Regions from separate parts of the Homo sapiens genome. Here region 1 is linked to region 2. The links are chromatin loops, found by intact Hi-C in ENCODE. Cell type or tissue: PC-3. All regions are shown on one strand. Each heading gives the region's core, and the rest is flanking DNA. Links, peaks and the distances in the headings are about the cores only.

Region 1 (8,000 bases), core at 1-8,000, 1.0 Mb after region 2:
AAAAAAAAAGCTCTTGTTTCGGCCACACTCAATATAATTTAGCACACAGTCATTCCAACTTCATTTTGTCTTCACATTCAGAAAACTGAAGTCTAATATCTCAAATATATTAGTATTGTGGTCCTTTTGGGGAAAGTATGATAAATTGAAAATATTTTGGTTTTGACTTCTGAAGATTTTGAGTATTGTTTATATATACAAAGGCAAAATGCAAATATATACAAGGCAAAATGCAAATGTGCTTCCAGCTTGCTTCCTTAGAAAAGTATTGAGAACAGTCTAAGTATGATAATTTCTGGTCTTAAAACCTGCAATTGCAATCGGGTATTTCCATAATCTAAACAATAATAAAGATTACATGACTAATTCTAACAATAATAACTACCTATTAGTTTGTGCTTTCTACATACTGGGCACGATGCCTGTCATGTTTATATATATATATTATTTAATCCTTATTACTGCACATAATTACTCCCATTTTACAGATGAATAAATGGGATTCAAGTTAACTAACTTGCCCAAGACTACTGAATTCAGTAAGTGGCAAAGCAAGGATTAAAACCTAAGCCTCTTTGGCTTTAAAGCTCTGCTTCTAATCACTTTTTTACTACTGATTAAACAGATGTGTCCCAAAATTAAGGAAGTCATCGTTGTTTTTTTTGCTTTGTTTTTGCTTAGTCAAAGAGCACAGGCCATCATTTGTTGTAGTGTCACCCGTAAAGCTTAATAAGTTTAAAGTTCAGGGTGTTAATCATTACAAGCATAAAGTATGAATATGCTTTAAAGGTTTATTTAAGAAAAGAATTGGGATTAGATTTGCCCACCAGAATATACATTTTTCACTTGAAGTCCTGAGAGAGATTCAGACAGAAACAGCTTTGACTCAGCAGCAGTTAGCAGACAAACATCTTGATATAATACTGATCCACACTTTGCATATACACTTTCTTTTCTTTGTATTACATTTTTAGAGGTAAGTGGCAGTTTTTCACACACTTCCAAACTGCTTCCATCAGTAATGAAATATTTGGCTTGGGCAGCCTCTGGAGTCCCAGTGTTTCAGCTTAAACTTTCCAGTGGGCCCTGCCAGGCACTAACTTCAAAATATCTTTTTTTATGGTGAATGCCTCCAGAAGGTGCAACTGTGTGGTGGTTTCATTTTGCACTTCATAACGGTGTTGGCATCACTTAATGCAAAGAATGCCACTGTCTCCCACACACCGCTGGTGCCCAAGGACTGTCGAGGCCTGTCCATGTTAGTGGTTTGGGAAGGGCTGAAGTTTGGAGAGAAGGCTCTTTTTCTATTCCATGTGATTGGCTGTCACCAGGGCAAAGGGGGAAAACTAGAACGAGTGGAAAATGCAGCATCGGATGTGTCATCAAATATTCTTCCTACAACCTGGGACACCTAGTTCATTGGTGTTCTGGTCAACATTGAAGGCTGAATCCTCCTTTCTTTTGAAATAATGCGTGTCTTGGATTCACTACTTTTAAACCTTTCTGCTGATCTTTATCCTTTTCTTCCTAAGCAATACTGATTTCTTTCAATGAAAAATGATTTAGCTAGTGAAAAACTGGGATTGGGTTGTAGTAAAGGAATCAACAAATTTGCCCAGATTCTTAAGAGTGGAGTTGGTTCTCCACACTTATACACTGTGCTACAGCAAGCTTCACAACCAAAACCCATTACTTATTCAGGTATAAAAATCAAAAGCTGAACTGTAATGAGAATTTAAATGTAAACTGTTGGAGGATGGTGCTCTGTTAATTTGTGTTTGCTCCATACCCCACCCTATATAATTGATAATATTTGCATCTTTTTGTTTTTAGTACTATTATTTTTTGGTTTATCAAACTTTGTAACATGGTGCTTTATTGTGGACTTTTCAAAGAACACCTTGCCAAATTTGGTAATTCCTAGCAATTGTCATTTCCTGTTGGAATTTCTTAAAGTGGAATCTAATGGAAAAGTAATTCTTGACCTTGTGTATTTAGTAAAATTAAAGGCATAGTTGATTTTAGGATTGTCATAAAAATTAATATTTTGTTTTAAAAGACTTTTTAGACTTTCAATGCTAATTGATCCTATTGTTGGAAGTAGATGATATAAACTTTAAAGCTTTTTGGGTAGAACTTTCACATTCACCATGTCTAAATATTTTAAAGAGGAAATGGATTGACTCGCAGACATTTTGTACTAAGGAATAGAAAATCTTTGAATTGCTATTTAAAAAAAAAAAAATCCCTGTAAAATTTACCATTTTAAACTCCAGTTGCAAAATCCTGATCAGCTATGATGATTCATACATTTGAGCGATAAAGCTTTTTTCAATATTACAAATTCAGTGGGGAGTCACTCAATACATTACAAAAAGAGTACTTACACTTCCTAGTACCCATGTGTATTTTTTTTTCTTTTTAAAGCAATCTGGTGTGCCTTTTGAGAAAAGTTCCAGTGTTCTCACAGATCCTGACTTGGTGTAGCACAGTGCTTTTCAGAAACTTGGTCCAACACCTGAATGAGTAATGTGTAAAACATATAATGTTTTGTAGCTCAGGATACTGCAGGTAAACTAACACTTTTTGCCGAAAAAACATTGAAAAGACAAAGGAAAGCAAGGAAGTTTTGCTTTTTTAAAAAATTTTTTCAAGCTTAATGAAGAAAGAGCTGGAAATCCTTTTGTATGGAGCATTTGCCAGCCCAGCAATATAACAACTTTTGGGTGCATATTTCAATCACAATTAGATGAAATCTTTAATTATCATTTAATTTGACTTTCATATTTGCCTGCAGAAATGATTGTGTTGATAAGACTCTGGAATGAGACAAACCTTTATTAAGTAATTCCATTTTCAGAGCCAACATTAAAGTTTTTTTTAATTAAAAAAATGCCTGTGTAATTTATGAGAAAAGGGGAAGAGGAATTGGCATGTTGGTTGCATGAGAGTTGCATGGATATGTATTTACTATTTAATCTTTAGCTTTTTGAGATTTGGGGTGTGCTAAGTCTTGTTAGTTTGAGGGGCCTAAGGAGTGACACAATAATGGATCTTAATAAATAACACTTTTCTACATCATTTCTCTACCTTTATATTTCCCTTCTATTATATATGCTGACAGGATGATATTTCATTGTATTCAGTGTAGAAGGTGTTTGTGAGAGAGGATACTTTTGTGAGTTGATATTAAGGCAAAGGGAAGTGGTTTATAATTTATCAGAGGAAATGAAATGGTGTGCTCTTTCATTTTATAATATTTCTTTTAAAATTTTATAATGCTTTTAATTGGACTGTGAAACCTTTAAGACATTTGTATTTGAAGTGCTTTTCAGATATATTTACATTTTAACATACAGGGATTTGAGAGATGTCATTGCTGGATTTTTTCATAGGATCACCCACATGAATTTTCTTATCAAAAGAGTATGTCCTAAAGCTTATTTCTAACCCCAAACAGGTTACTAGCCCATTCCTGGATGTTCCGATTCTGAAGATTTAGGGTGGTACCTGGGAATCAGTATTTCTAGCACGTCCTCCAGGTGGTGCTTAGCTCTGGCAAGTGTGGGAGAGACCAGAGAGAGGTGAAGTTCCCACCCAGCCCTCTGCACAGTGACTGGAAAGTTAATGGCCAGTCGTTTGTGCTTCTATGAAACCTAAGATGTGTTACAGTGATGTTGCAGTAGGACAAAGTCACTCAGGAAATCGAGTGGTAAACATTGCAGGGCTTTGAGTTCAAATATTGATTAGCTCTATGTTAAGATGCCTTGTCTTCAGGGATAGCTTTAGAGTGGGATCTCTAACACAAAGCTGACTCGGGAATCTTTCATCTGCCATTGACAAAATTTGCCCTTGTGCAGGCAAGTAAGACTATACTCTCTAATTTTATGGGCACTAGCCACCTATGGTTGTTTCCATTTAAATCAGTTAAAATAAAAAATTCAGTTCTTCACTGGGAATGGCTGCATTTTACTCAATAACCGCTGTGGCTAGTCATTGCTTTATCAGAGAGCACAGCTGTAGAACATTTCCATCATCACAGAAAGCTCTAATAGTGCTACTGTAGGATTTTCCCTCATAATATAGCTCTTCTCTTTTTATCCTGGGTAGTTGCAATGGCTAATAGAATTAGGTGGAAAGATCATGCATCCATCTATGTACTGCACATTGCATACTGAAATCTGAAAGAATGTTTTTGCAAAATGACTTAATCATACTTCTCTGAGATCAAAATTTAATAACATTACTTTCATAACGTGAATTTGTTCTATGTTGACTTTTAGTACTTGAAATACAGGCTTAATTAAAAATTTGTTGGCCAGGTGCAGTGGCTCACACCTGTAATCCCAGCATTTTGAGAGATTGAGGTGGGTGGATTGCTTGAGTCCATGAGTTCGAGACCAGCCTGGGCAATATGGCAAAACCCCGTCTCTACTAAAAATATACAAAAAATTAGCTGGGAGTGATGCTGTGCACTGTAGTCGCAGCTACTCAGGAGGCTGGGGGGGGAGGATCACATGAACTCAGGAAGTTGAGGCTGCAGCGAGCCATGATCACGCCACTACACTCCAGCCTGGGTGACAGAGCGAGACCCTGTCTCAAAAAAAAAAAAAAAAAAGAAAAAGGAAATTTGTTTACCATAGTATATGGCTTCTAATAAAGAGCTATACTGGTAAAATCTCACAGAAACAAAATTGCAAATATTTAGTCTTTCTCAGATTATATAAATTATTCCTAGAAAAGACTGCAAGCAATGAGGCTAATAAACAGGTTGTACTTATATTTTCATAATGACTTTAATTTACCTTTATTTTGCAGTTTCACAAATTTAAGATGAATATATTTAGCTCCCTCTTCTGGCATAATTTGAGAATTTTTTTGCTTACAATGGTCTTATTTATTTTTTTTGGACTGAGAATAAGGTTATCAATGTAATGTTGAAGAATGTTATTTATGAGTGTCATCCAGTTAGATTTTTTGGTATCATTGTAAATGGTTAAAACGCATGCAAAAAGTTTACGAAAACACCACATTTTAAAAACTACTAATTGACCAAAAAATACATAAACAAAGGCTTTGACAAAGTTATACAGAAATTTATTTTGATATCAAGTGGGCAGTGATCATTCATATTGGCTTCTGGATCTGAGACTCAGCCCATACCTGGCATTTGTGAGGCTTGGGGCAAGAATGCAAAAAGAGGCCCAAGTACCCTGTGCCTAAGTATTTTTGTTATAAATCATGTCAACTGTTCAATAAAATCTGTCCCATCCTTTCTAGGCAGTTATTTCTTCCTAATGACCAGGAGGAGAGATCTGAATTCAGGTTCTTGGGCTCCTGAGAGTTCTGCCCTAGAGTGTGGTATTATGGGGAGAGCTGGATCCTGGTTCATCCCTGGCTTCTCCCTGCACATCCAAACTCCCATCCATCCTGCCACTCCCCCCACCTTTGGGGCCCAGGGGTGTACCTAGACAGGGGGGTTTGTCCTGGGGAGGGTGGACCTGGGGGAAAGGCCATAAGAGGCCATTTAGCAGGAAATCCTGGAGCATTACTCTGAGTAGACCCTAGGTGAGAAGCAGTGGGCATATCACTTTGGCCTGGAAAGTGCAAAAGCCCAGAGCAGGGGTTCTTCTTGCTCGGGCCTGATGTAATTAAATTATTTTGTACGTCCTTCATTGTGGTCTAATGCATTCAACTATCCAAATTAAATACAATGGTGGGATTTTGTTGTTTGCAGCTTTGACTCTCCCGGATCTTGCAGAGCAGTTTGCCCCTCCTGACATTGCCCCGCCTCTTCTTATCAAGCTCGTGGAAGCCATTGAAAAGAAAGGTAACCAGACTGCTAGAGGGCATCAGTTCCTTTGTTCTACCCTTATTTCATGGCTCTTATTATTTGTCTCTTGTGCATTCATTAAGTAAATTTCCTACTACCAGCTATGTCCAGATACTCTGCTGGACACTCAAACTGTTTGGGGCTAAGTACTGGGAAAAATGTCTCAGTCTATAATTTCTAACTCTAGATTATCATGTAGTTTCCATATGGAAACTATTAAATTCTTCATAATTTAATAAATATGATTAACTTTCTTCTTAGAGGCCAGATGGTTTTGCCAAAATTATCAACATGCCAGGTAAGATTAATAGTAGGAGTTGACTTCCAAGAATATTTGGTACACATCTAGAACAGATACTGGATGGAAACTGGAATGTCTCTGGCAGCAGCCTCACAGGTTCTCCAGAGAGCTGTGTTTTGCATACATGGTCTGTGGTCTGTTTTGTGTCCTAGGTCTGGAATGTTCAACTCTATACAGAACACAGAGCTCCAGCAACCTGGCAGAATTACGACAGCTTCTTGATTGTGGTGAGTGTCACAGAGCTAGAAATGCAAATGGGAAAGACAGGTCTTGGCTTTCTGTTTCAGGTAATGCACACACACAAAATTGAATTTAATCTATGCAGTGTTCTAAATTTAAAGGGAACTCAAATCATGTACAGTTCTCCCTGCCCTGTTATGGTAACAGTGCAAACCTTTGAAATTTTTCTCCTGAGTTGGGCTGCAAGTGTGTGCACGCCTCCCTGCAGGCATGTTGGTCATCATCATAGCCATCAGGCCCTGGGTCCTGCAGAGGAGAGAAACCACCTCTTGGTGTTTCTCTCGCTCTGTGTATCTACCATCTTTCCTTGACCCTGAATTTGGCTACATCTAATTCATCTGAATCAATTAAAAAATATTTTTAAGCCTATGTCACTTAAGAAATGTCTCTTCTGACATCCTTTTTCTTTTATTACCTTTCCCTTCCATTTTCCTTTTCCGTTTCCCTTTCTTTCTGGCTTGCCTTCTTTCTTTTTTTGTGTTGAGTGCATTAAGTAACATCACGATATTGTTATGTTCAGTGGTGTGCTGATAAACCAACTCTCTAGGAAGAAAAAGGCCCTGGTTTGTAGCATCTGCCCATTTTTGTGGCATGAATATTCCCACCGGGGCTTATTTCAAGCTAACCAACATGATGTCACTGGATGTGGAATTGGGAAGAATTGAGGACAGTTTGTTAAATAACACTAATTAATTTAGCCAAGAGGGCTTTAGTACCCCAAACACCCACTCCCTCCTTTGGCATAGATGAAAAACTACAAATCAATTTACTTGCCAGCATTCCAGCAAGTCATCTTCTTATAAATCTTTCAAGATCCTTCATTCCCTCATAACGCTTAAAAAAATTATATACTGCCTCACATCATTTTAACTGAAATTAGGTGTTTAAGCCAAAAAGAGTGAAACTCAGTTTTGGACTCCGTCAGAGGTATAATTGTACAAAGAATGCCCACATGACAGTAAATGAGAATTTGAAGCATGAGGCAGTTTCAAAATGAGGCAACTTCTGAGACTTTTAGAAAAGAGGTTTTTTTGGAGAAAAGGAGGAGACTAGACCTTTATCAGTATCAGTAAATTCTTACACTTGAAATGTTCTGACCAGATGTTTCAAAAGTTAAAAAAATGTTTAACTCCATTTTTCCTTTGTACATGGAAATCAGTTGCATGCGAACAGAGCATATCCTCTTTGCTGCTCTGCCTCCTGCACTTCCCACAGAGCAGGTCATTAGAAGTTAACATGCAGAACACTCAAGGTGAAAAGGCTTGTTTTTCGGTGTTTCTGACAGCTTTATCAGGGCTTTAAGGAAACGCTGAATTTTGTCCTTAGCCAATTGAAATGAAGACACATGTTTGGGTCAGAAAATTGGTCAAATTATGAACACGTTTAGTCACAGGAAGAGTTTAGACATCAGAGCCCGATGAAGTGGAAGTTATTTGAGAAATAGTGGTTAGGTTTATAATGTGATCAACACAAAATGATGCAGTTTAGTTATTTAAAAAAAAAAAAAAACTCTTCACACCACTCGTGAGATAGAGTCAACAACCAAGATTCACGTCAATGGTACATTTTGACCAACAGGTTTCCTTCCCCAGTGAGATCAAAACACATAGAAAACTGGTTTCATTT
Region 2 (8,739 bases), core at 356-8,355:
GTGATTGTAACCTATCAGCCTCTCCCTTCAGCTGCACCACCAAACTCTCGCTTTCTGACCTGGGGCTTCTCTGAGGCTGTTGTTGACTTTGCAGAAACCGGGTTAGCCATTCTGCCCTATGCACACACCACAAGTGGGAATGAATGAAAACCCCATGGGGGCAATGATGGGAGCTGACGATAGTACTTCCCTTGGCATCCCTTAGAAAGACATACGAGGGACTCATTCGGCAAGGCAACCCAAAGCATCCCAAGAGGGGGGCGCCTCACTTGCCTATACCAGTGATCAGCTCAGTAAAAGACCTCTGGATTGGCTTTCCCTCCCCCTGTTTCAGTCTGCCTTGTTCTTTCCTCCTGTTCTTTGGAATCATTTCCCAAAGTAAACTCTTGTCTCAGGCCCAGCTTTTGGAGAGAACCCAGACTAAGACAGCTTATTTAAAATCAGCTTTACTCGGCCAGCGCGGTGGGTCACGCCTGTAATCCCAGCACTTTGGGAGGCCGAGGCGGACGGAGCACGAGGTCAGGAGATCGAGACCATCCTGGCTAACATGGTGAAACCCCGTCTCTACTAAAAATACACACACACACACAAAATTAGCCAGGTGTGGTGGCAGTCGCCTGTAGTCCCAGCTACTTGGGAGGCTGAGGCAGGAGAATGGCGTGAACCCGGGAGGTGGAGCTTACAGTGAGCCGAGATTGCGCCACTGCACTCCAGCCTGGGCGACAGAGTGAGACTGCGTCTCAAAAAAAAAAAAAAAAAAAAATCAGCTTTACTCAGTTAACTTTTTCTTAGATTTAGAGATGTTTGGAAACTATTTGCAAGGCTCATAAAATAAACACTAAATAAAGATGGTATAGAAAACAAGTAAATAGGGTGGCATCCATTATATTGTATGTAAATGTGCTATAAAGTATGAAGTGTTTTGTGAATTAGGCATTCTTCTTTCTTCAGTCAGGAGACAGACTCAGACAATTGCTTAGTTTTGATAAAACATTTCTCCATAATTCTACAGCTGTGTCTTAGATGGTAACTGAATAGTAATGTTTTGATTACAGCTTTGCAGATGTTGAGGCCCTAGACACAGCAGCTTTCTTCAATCAAGTGGTGAGTCCCTAGAAGACACTTGTCTTTCCTGTAGGTCAGTGCAAGGATCTTGAGCATGAAACCCTACGCTCAGAGCAGTGAGCTGGAAGGCTTGCTCCAGTGTGTGTGTGTATGTTTGCATTTGTGTGAGTGTGTGTGCATGTGTCTGTGCCTGCATGTGTGTATGTTTCTTTCTGTGTAAGCACAAAGTATGGATTCCAGTGTAATTATTTTATATACCACCATCTTTGGATTACAAATAGAAAAATGACATTTCTTTTGGGAATGGAGAGTATTGGACAGTGAAATGGATATCTGAAACCCTGTGCATTACCAATCGCTTAAACTACAGAATTTGTGTATCTTTTGCAGCTAGAAGAGACATTCAAGTTCACTCAGTGTTACAGATCTAGATCGTTTCTAACAGACAGCGGCACTAGAACCAGGCCTTTGGAGGCCCCTTCTCATGGTCCTTCTGGCATATCACACAGCCTTCTCTTAATGATCCTGCTTTTAAACCAGAGGTCAGCAACCTTTTTCTGTAAAGGGCAAGATAGTAAATTATTTTGGCTTTGTAGGCCAATGGTCTCTGTTGCAGTTGCTCAACTCTGCCCTTGTTGTGCGAAAGCAGTGGTAGAGGATACTTAAATAAACGAGTGTGGCTGTGTTCCAATAAAGGTTTATTTACAAACATAGGTATAGGTCTGACTTGGCCCACAATCTGTAGTTTCCTGAACCCAGTTTTATACCATTGAAGTTATGACAATTTCTGTTTGATGGTCACTAACAGGCTATTGGGTCTTAGAAAGTCAAAGCTACCATCTAGCCTGGTGGTAAGGTGAGCTGTTGCATCACAGTCCCCATGACTTGGCTTCTTTCCAGACCTGGGTATGCTCAGATCTCCAGCAGCCAGGAGAGTGGGCCTGGCTCCCACAGTACTCCAGTTTCCAAAAGGAATCACACATTCCCTTCCTGTGCAGATAAAAGAACAATTGGACCATGAGAGAACTTACTGGAAAGTAATGCAGGATCACCAGGAAGGAACAGGAATTCACTCCTCGGTCACAGTCTTCATAGTCTGATTGGGAGTCAATCAGGTCTAAAAAGGTCAGTGAGAATGTATGTCTGACTTTGGCAGGCTTCCAGCGCCTTACAGTCATGGAATAGTTTGTTGGGTTGTAGTTTTTTCCAGAGCCTATTCAGAGCTTCCTTTGGCTGCTCTATCCATGTCGGCTTCCTCACACCGCCACCCCACCACTATTTTCCCCTCACTTATTGTCTGTCAATGCAAAGCTATTGTTCCCGTTAACTAAAATCACCAATAAACAAATATTTTTTTTCTCTCCATTTCATCTTCCATAAAACTTGACTTTCAGGTCCTTTCCCCTGTACCCTCGTCTCTGGGAGCTGGTCCCAGGTCTCAGGCCCTAGAAAGCAAACATCTTCCATAAAAGGTCAGTGCAGAGAGTTTAGGTGAAACCTTATGCTGATGCAAATGGGCTAGATGATTGCTCTGGTGATTGTGTAGATTAATGTGTGTACATGTGTGTGTGTACGTGTGTGTCTGTGTGTCTGATTCTGACCTTTAAATTAGGCTTCTTCCCTGGGCCCCTGCTGAAGGAATTTCTTTCAGCAGCCTGGGTGCCATTGGTTAGCCTCCAGGTAGACATTATCTCTTCATTGTTGTCAAGTCTTCATTCTGTCCCTCCCATTTTTCACCATGTGAATCCACCTTATGATCTGTTTCAAAGTTGAACAAGATGAGAACTTTCAAAGGCTGGATGAAGAATGGAATTTTCAATGAATTTAATGACCTAATTCTCAAAAAGGTACATACAAAAAAAAAAAATTAAAAAGATATCTGCAGTTACTTGTTCTTTTTTTTTTTTTTTTGCCCTGATTGCATCATCTCTAAAGTTGCCTTTCTTGATGATCAACTGGCGAGATCTGTAAAGGGGCATAAGTTGCTAATGGGTCCTTGGAGTTGAAGTGATTTAGGGAAAAAAAATCCTACATTATTATTATTTTCCCCAAGTAGCACTCTGATGCCTGGGGAGAGGGATGCTGGTAGCTGTGTGAGAAGCGGCAGAAATGAGGAAGGAAGGAAGGAAGGAAGGAAGGAAGGAAGGAAGGAAGGAGGGAGGGAATATTTGATTATTTCTTCATAAACAACCAATTCCTTTAGCACCTGCTATGGTTCCTGCCGCTGTGAGAGGAATATCAATGGCTTCAATATTCCATTGTTTGTGACTGAGAAGCATTTGCCTGCTGTACTGGGCTGCTTAGTTTTTTCAGACTGGCCACAAGGCAGAAAATGTGGCAGATATATAAAAGGAAAATGTTGGCCAACATGCCCTACATCAGGTGAGTTTTCTGTCTAAAGCCCATTTTGGAGTTACTGCCTCTCCCCTTTTTGTTTCTTCACAGCCTTTTGTTGATTTTTAGTTACATTTCTTTCCCCTGATGAGTGGCATACCCTTAAGTGTGCAGGTTCTACTGTTCTGCTCACATTAACACTTCTGTTAGTTTTTTTGTAATAGCCTACTTTGTTTTGATAAAATCATTACTTTCTTCAGCAACACTAATGCAAAGGAATGATTCATGAATACAAATGAAAGAAACAGCTCACAAAACAGGAGAAAAGGTGAGGAAAGAGAAGTTATGTTGGGTACTTGAAGTAGATCATTACCACCAGGTGGCGCTATTAAAACACCTCATTTTAAAATCCTAAACAGGGTTGCAAATAAGGAAAATGCAAAATTAGAGTCCTTCACAGAGAAAATACTTTTTATCAAAGAGAGACAGAGTGTGCGTGTGTGTGTGTATGTGTGTGTGTGTTTAGAACATAATTGTTTTAGGAAGAAGTAAATATTATGGGAAGTGGTGATACTTTTTAGAAAGGTGGCTCACAATTGATATTCTTGTAAGTTAAATACTAAAGCTTTTGAATATAAATATATTTAATTCCAGCTAGACCTTTTCTAGAATCTTCTGAAGCATGACATTGTAGACATCAGAAAGATGGTTTACTTTTACCATTCCACAACCCACTTTCATTCTACATAGAGAGCTTGCACAGTGGGGGCATTTATGTGAAAACAATTAGTACCCCATTAGGGGAAACATGAAGCCTGCAGGTCTGAGATGTTCTTGACTGCTTTGGGAACTTGGCATGTAGAAAGCTGGTAAATTAATACTCCGTGGAAGAGGATTCTTTACTTTAAAACATGTTGTCTATTATGTGACTCCGTGCTGCTGGTACCATTGTTATTTAAAGTAGACATTTTCATGTTTGTGCATTCTGTATGTGCATAGGGTATCCATTTACTGACAGAGAGATGAAAAGCTGATAATTCACATGTTTGTACATCAAAGATAGGGTGTTGATATAATGGTCCAGATAATCTTACACTTGAAGAAAGGCCAGGAGTAGAAAGTGATCTAACACAAAAAAGCATTAACGCCCTGAATTTTACATTGATTCTCCCTTATTTCAGCCCCAGAGCAACTCTCTGAATCAGATGATGCTGATAACTCCATTCTTAAGGCGAGGCTCCAGGAAGTTAAATAAGTTGTCAGTTGTCACAAAGCCACACTATATGACAGAATCAGGAGTTAAGCTCAGAAATTATTCCAGGGAGAAAAAATGCAATAAAATGAAAGGGAAAAGGCCTACGTTGTTTTGCAGTTTGTATTTAGATAAAATACTGTGGATAGCTTTGAAAGAAAGTGGAAAGAGACATACATATATATATTCATTCTACTTTTCTTATGTAATTTTTATCAATTCTATCTCAGCATACTATAACATATTCCATCATCCACAAAGCAGGAAGCCTGGGAAGACTGCTGGGTTTTTCTATACCTGGGGAAGAAAATACAAGTTGCTCATGAAAGTTGTAGCTGTGATAGCTCCCACATAATTCACACTACAGAGGCATTGACCCAGCTGGAAATGCAATGCATTATATAGAAATCAGCTGGTCCCTGCCTGGAAGAATATATGTTAATGGGAATATGTGACTCCAAGGAGAGTGCCTGGTATATACTAGACATTCAACATGTTGGCAGGATCTGAGCCTACAGCAATATAAAACCGACAACTTTATATTGTTTTGAAGTATCTGATGAACTCTTTATTTCTTGTTTCTAATTGAATTGTATTTAGATAGCGGTTTTTAGCCAAATTTTGCAGAGACGCTTCTGTATCCACCTGGGAAGTTATATGGGGGAAAGATTGTGTATAGGGGGCAGTGGTGTGTGTGGTGGGGGAGTGGGCTTCGCCATCCACCCTAGCTTATGTTAGAGCAGGTGGGCTATTTCTAATACATGCGACATTTCTAATACTGTGCTTGCATATTTTGAGTACTTAATTTTGATGTCAAGTCCTATAATACATCAGGGATTTAAGTGATTTATTTGAAACAATTCGTCACTTAAAAGATTATACTTAAAAGATTCAGATCCTTTATGATTTTTTAAAAATGATAAAAGATCCCCTGTGTTCTATGGTTATCAGAATTGAAGGTGATACAATATCTGAAAAGAAAAGAAATCATTATACGTCTCAGAGAGAAGTGTCACAAAGGAAATTTAATTCCTAATTTGATAAAAATGAAAAGAATCTGATTCTTTGATGATAAATCTTGAATCAGCTGGAGGCTGATTAATATATATAGAAGTAAGAGCAACTAAAAAGTGTTTTGACAGAAGCAGAAGACCTGGGGCTTATGTTGAAGTTTCTGATTATGTCCTCTAATGGTTCTGAAACATGGCTAGGAATGCCATTTATTTATTTGTTTCTTTGTTCACTTATTCATTCATATGTATTCTGAGGGGGAGTCTTTTTTTTTTTTTTTTTTCTTTGGAGACAGGGTCTTGCCTGTTGCTGAGGCTGGAGTGTATTGGAGCAATCACAGCTCACTGCAGCCCAACCCCCTGGACTCAAGTGATCCTCCCACCTCAGCCTCCCACATAGATGGGACTACAGGCACACACCATCATGCCTGGCTAATTTTTAAATTTTTTGTAGAGACCGGGTCTTGCTATGTTGCCCAGGCTGATCTTGAACTCCTGGGCTAAGGGAGTCTTAAAAGGTGTGCTGTTCATATTCTAGCCTAGTAATTGTGTTTGCAGTCATTGGTGTCACAGAAGTGCCACCTGCCTGTTGTTTCACTTGCCCTGTTACCACTTGCCTATTTTGCTAATGGTTTGCTACAGTTGACAAATGGTGTGTTTTGGTCTAGCTTCCAGCTCCCAGAGACCACAGGAAACACAGACAGGTACATGCTTGATCCTCCCAAGCTGCAGACATTCCTGGGCGTGTGTTGGGCAGTACACACTGTACTTCCTGTGTCATGCCCACATCCAGCTGTCAGGCCCTTACCCCTGAGGGCTTGGGGGATACATGGGAGAAGTTTGTTGATTTGGGCTCGAGGTCAAGCAGTCTATTTTAGAAACCTTAGGAGACTTAGTTTAAAAAGTATTAAAAGGTCTCATAAAAGAGAATTGTAAGGTTGGCTAGCAGTTGATTTGTTATGAGATGGAAGAGTCATACATTATCTTGGTATTTAATCAGTTAATAAATTGTTTCAATATGGTATATCCTTTTTTTCTTAAAGCAGTTTTCTTCCTAATAGCAAAGGATGCCAAGATTATTGCAATCTTTGGTAATCTCCTGTGAAATATGCCCTTTGCATTTCTTTTTATGAGTTTCCACCCTTGCCAGTATCAAGAAACAACAGAGCAGGGGAAGAAAAACATTTAGGGAAAATCACCAAATGCAGAGTCAGGAATCAAATTGAGATTTTCAGCTCCAAGTCTAGAATACCATGTTGACATTATAAATAGCCAACTAGGTATTTAATAGCTTATCACTAAGAGCTTGAGATTGTGGCTCCGGTTTTGAGACTCACATACGCCAAAAGCCAACTGTTAGGGAGCGACCCCTAAGGTGCACATGTATTACTGATTTATTTACACAAAACCTCATTCCATAAAGGAAATAAAGTGGTCTGCAACAATAACATGCACCGTGTAATAATGGTAGAATGTCATACCGAGGAACCAAAAGATAAAGATCAGGATAAAAGGCTGATACGAGCTTAACCAAAGGACTTCAAGTATGTTATGAGGGCTCAGACAGCTGTTACAATCCAGCCTCATATCTGGAAGCAAGCCAAACTGAATTCAAGTGTGAAGGGGGCCATGAGACAAACAGTAAGAAGCACAGAGCTTTCTCTGACAAAACATTTCATCTCTGAGTACTCAGAATTTTCGTTGCTCCTTTTTTTTTCTTTTTTCTCTTATTTATTTTTATTATACTTTTAAGTGTTAGGGTACATGTGCACATTGTGCAGGTTAGTTACATATGTATACATGTGCCATGCTGGTGCGCTGCACCCACTAACTCGTCATCTAGCATTAGGTATATCTCCTGATGCTATCCCTCCCCACTCCCACCACCCCACAACAGTCCCCAGAGTGTGATATTCCCCTTCCTGTGTCCATGTGATCTCATTGTTCAGTTCCCACCTATGAGTGAGAATATGCGGTGTTTGGTTTTTTGTTCTTGCGATAGTTTACTGAGAATGATAATTTCCAATTTCATCCATGTCCCTACAAAGGACATGAACTCATCCTTTTTTATGGCTGCATAGTATTCCATGGTGTATATGTGCCACATTTTCTTAATCCAGTCTATCATTGTTGGACATTTGGGTTGGTTCCAAGTCTTTGCTATTGTGAATAATGCCGCAATAAACATACGTGCACATGTGTCTTTATAGCAGCATGATTTATAGTCCTTTGGGTATATACCCAGTAATGGGATGGCTGGGTCAAATGGTATTTCTAGTTCTAGATCCCTGAGGAATCGCCACACTGACTTCCACAATGGTTGAACTAGTTTACAGTCCCACCAACAGTGTAAAAGTGTTCCTATTTCTCCACATCCTCTCCAGCACCTGTTGTTTCCTGACTTTTTAATGATTGCCATTCTAACTGGTGTGAGATGGTATCTCATTGTGGTTTTGATTTGCATTTCTCTGATGGCCAGTGATGGTGAGCATTTTTTCATGTGTTTTTTGGCTGCATAAATGTCTTCTTTTGAGAAGTGTGTGTTCATGTCCTTTGCCCACTTTCTGATGGGGTTGTTTGTTTTTTTCTTGTAAATTTGTTTGAGTTCATTGTAGATTCTGGATATTAGCCCTTTGTCAGATAATAAAATAAAATACTGGCAAACCGAATCCAGCAGCACATCAAAAAGCTTATCCACCATGATCAAGTGGGCTTCATCCCTGGGATGCAAGGCTGGTTCAATATATGCAAATCAATAAATGTAATCCAGCATATAAACAGAGCCAAAGACAAAAACCACATGATTATCTCAATAGATGCAGAAAAAGCCTTTGACAAAATTCAACAACCCTTCATGCTAAAAACTCTCAATAAATTAGGTATTGATGGGACGTATTTCAAAATAATAAGAGCTATCTATGACAAACTCACAGCCAGTATCATACTGAATGGGCAAAAACTGGAAGCATTCCCTTTGAAAACTGGCACAAGACAGGGATGCCCTCTCTCACCACTCCTATTCAACATAGGGTTGGAAGTTCTGGCCAGGGCAATTAGGCAGGAGAAGGAAATAAAGGG

Evidence for each region. A loop is a pair of places that touch in the nucleus more often than their neighbours do. Peaks named below come from ENCODE experiments on the same cell type or tissue, not always from the same donor. Only the 100,000 strongest peaks of a DNase experiment are listed, where the experiment ranks them.
Region 1: a loop joins it to region 2, with 10 times the contacts of the local background. A loop is called at or near these places in 36 of 110 quality-filtered maps.

The regions. Positions count from the first base shown.
Region 1 is chr5:68,267,653-68,275,652 of GRCh38, forward strand. PIK3R1 (phosphoinositide-3-kinase regulatory subunit 1) reads left to right here. Exons shown (of 16, transcript NM_181523.3): 3 at 5,738-5,830; 4 at 6,287-6,361. Among named protein-coding and RNA genes, the nearest start is that of PIK3R1, 56 kb to the left of the region's middle. RefSeq lists an enhancer at 7,510-7,559. In PC-3, for the core only: a CTCF peak has its summit at 4,831 (motif pointing left); no DNase peak of the experiment used is centred there.
Region 2 is chr5:67,242,473-67,251,211 of GRCh38, forward strand. No RefSeq gene overlaps it. Among named protein-coding and RNA genes, the nearest start is that of TILRLS, 21 kb to the right of the region's middle. In PC-3, for the core only: a CTCF peak has its summit at 3,763 (motif pointing right); a DNase peak (open chromatin) is centred at 3,779.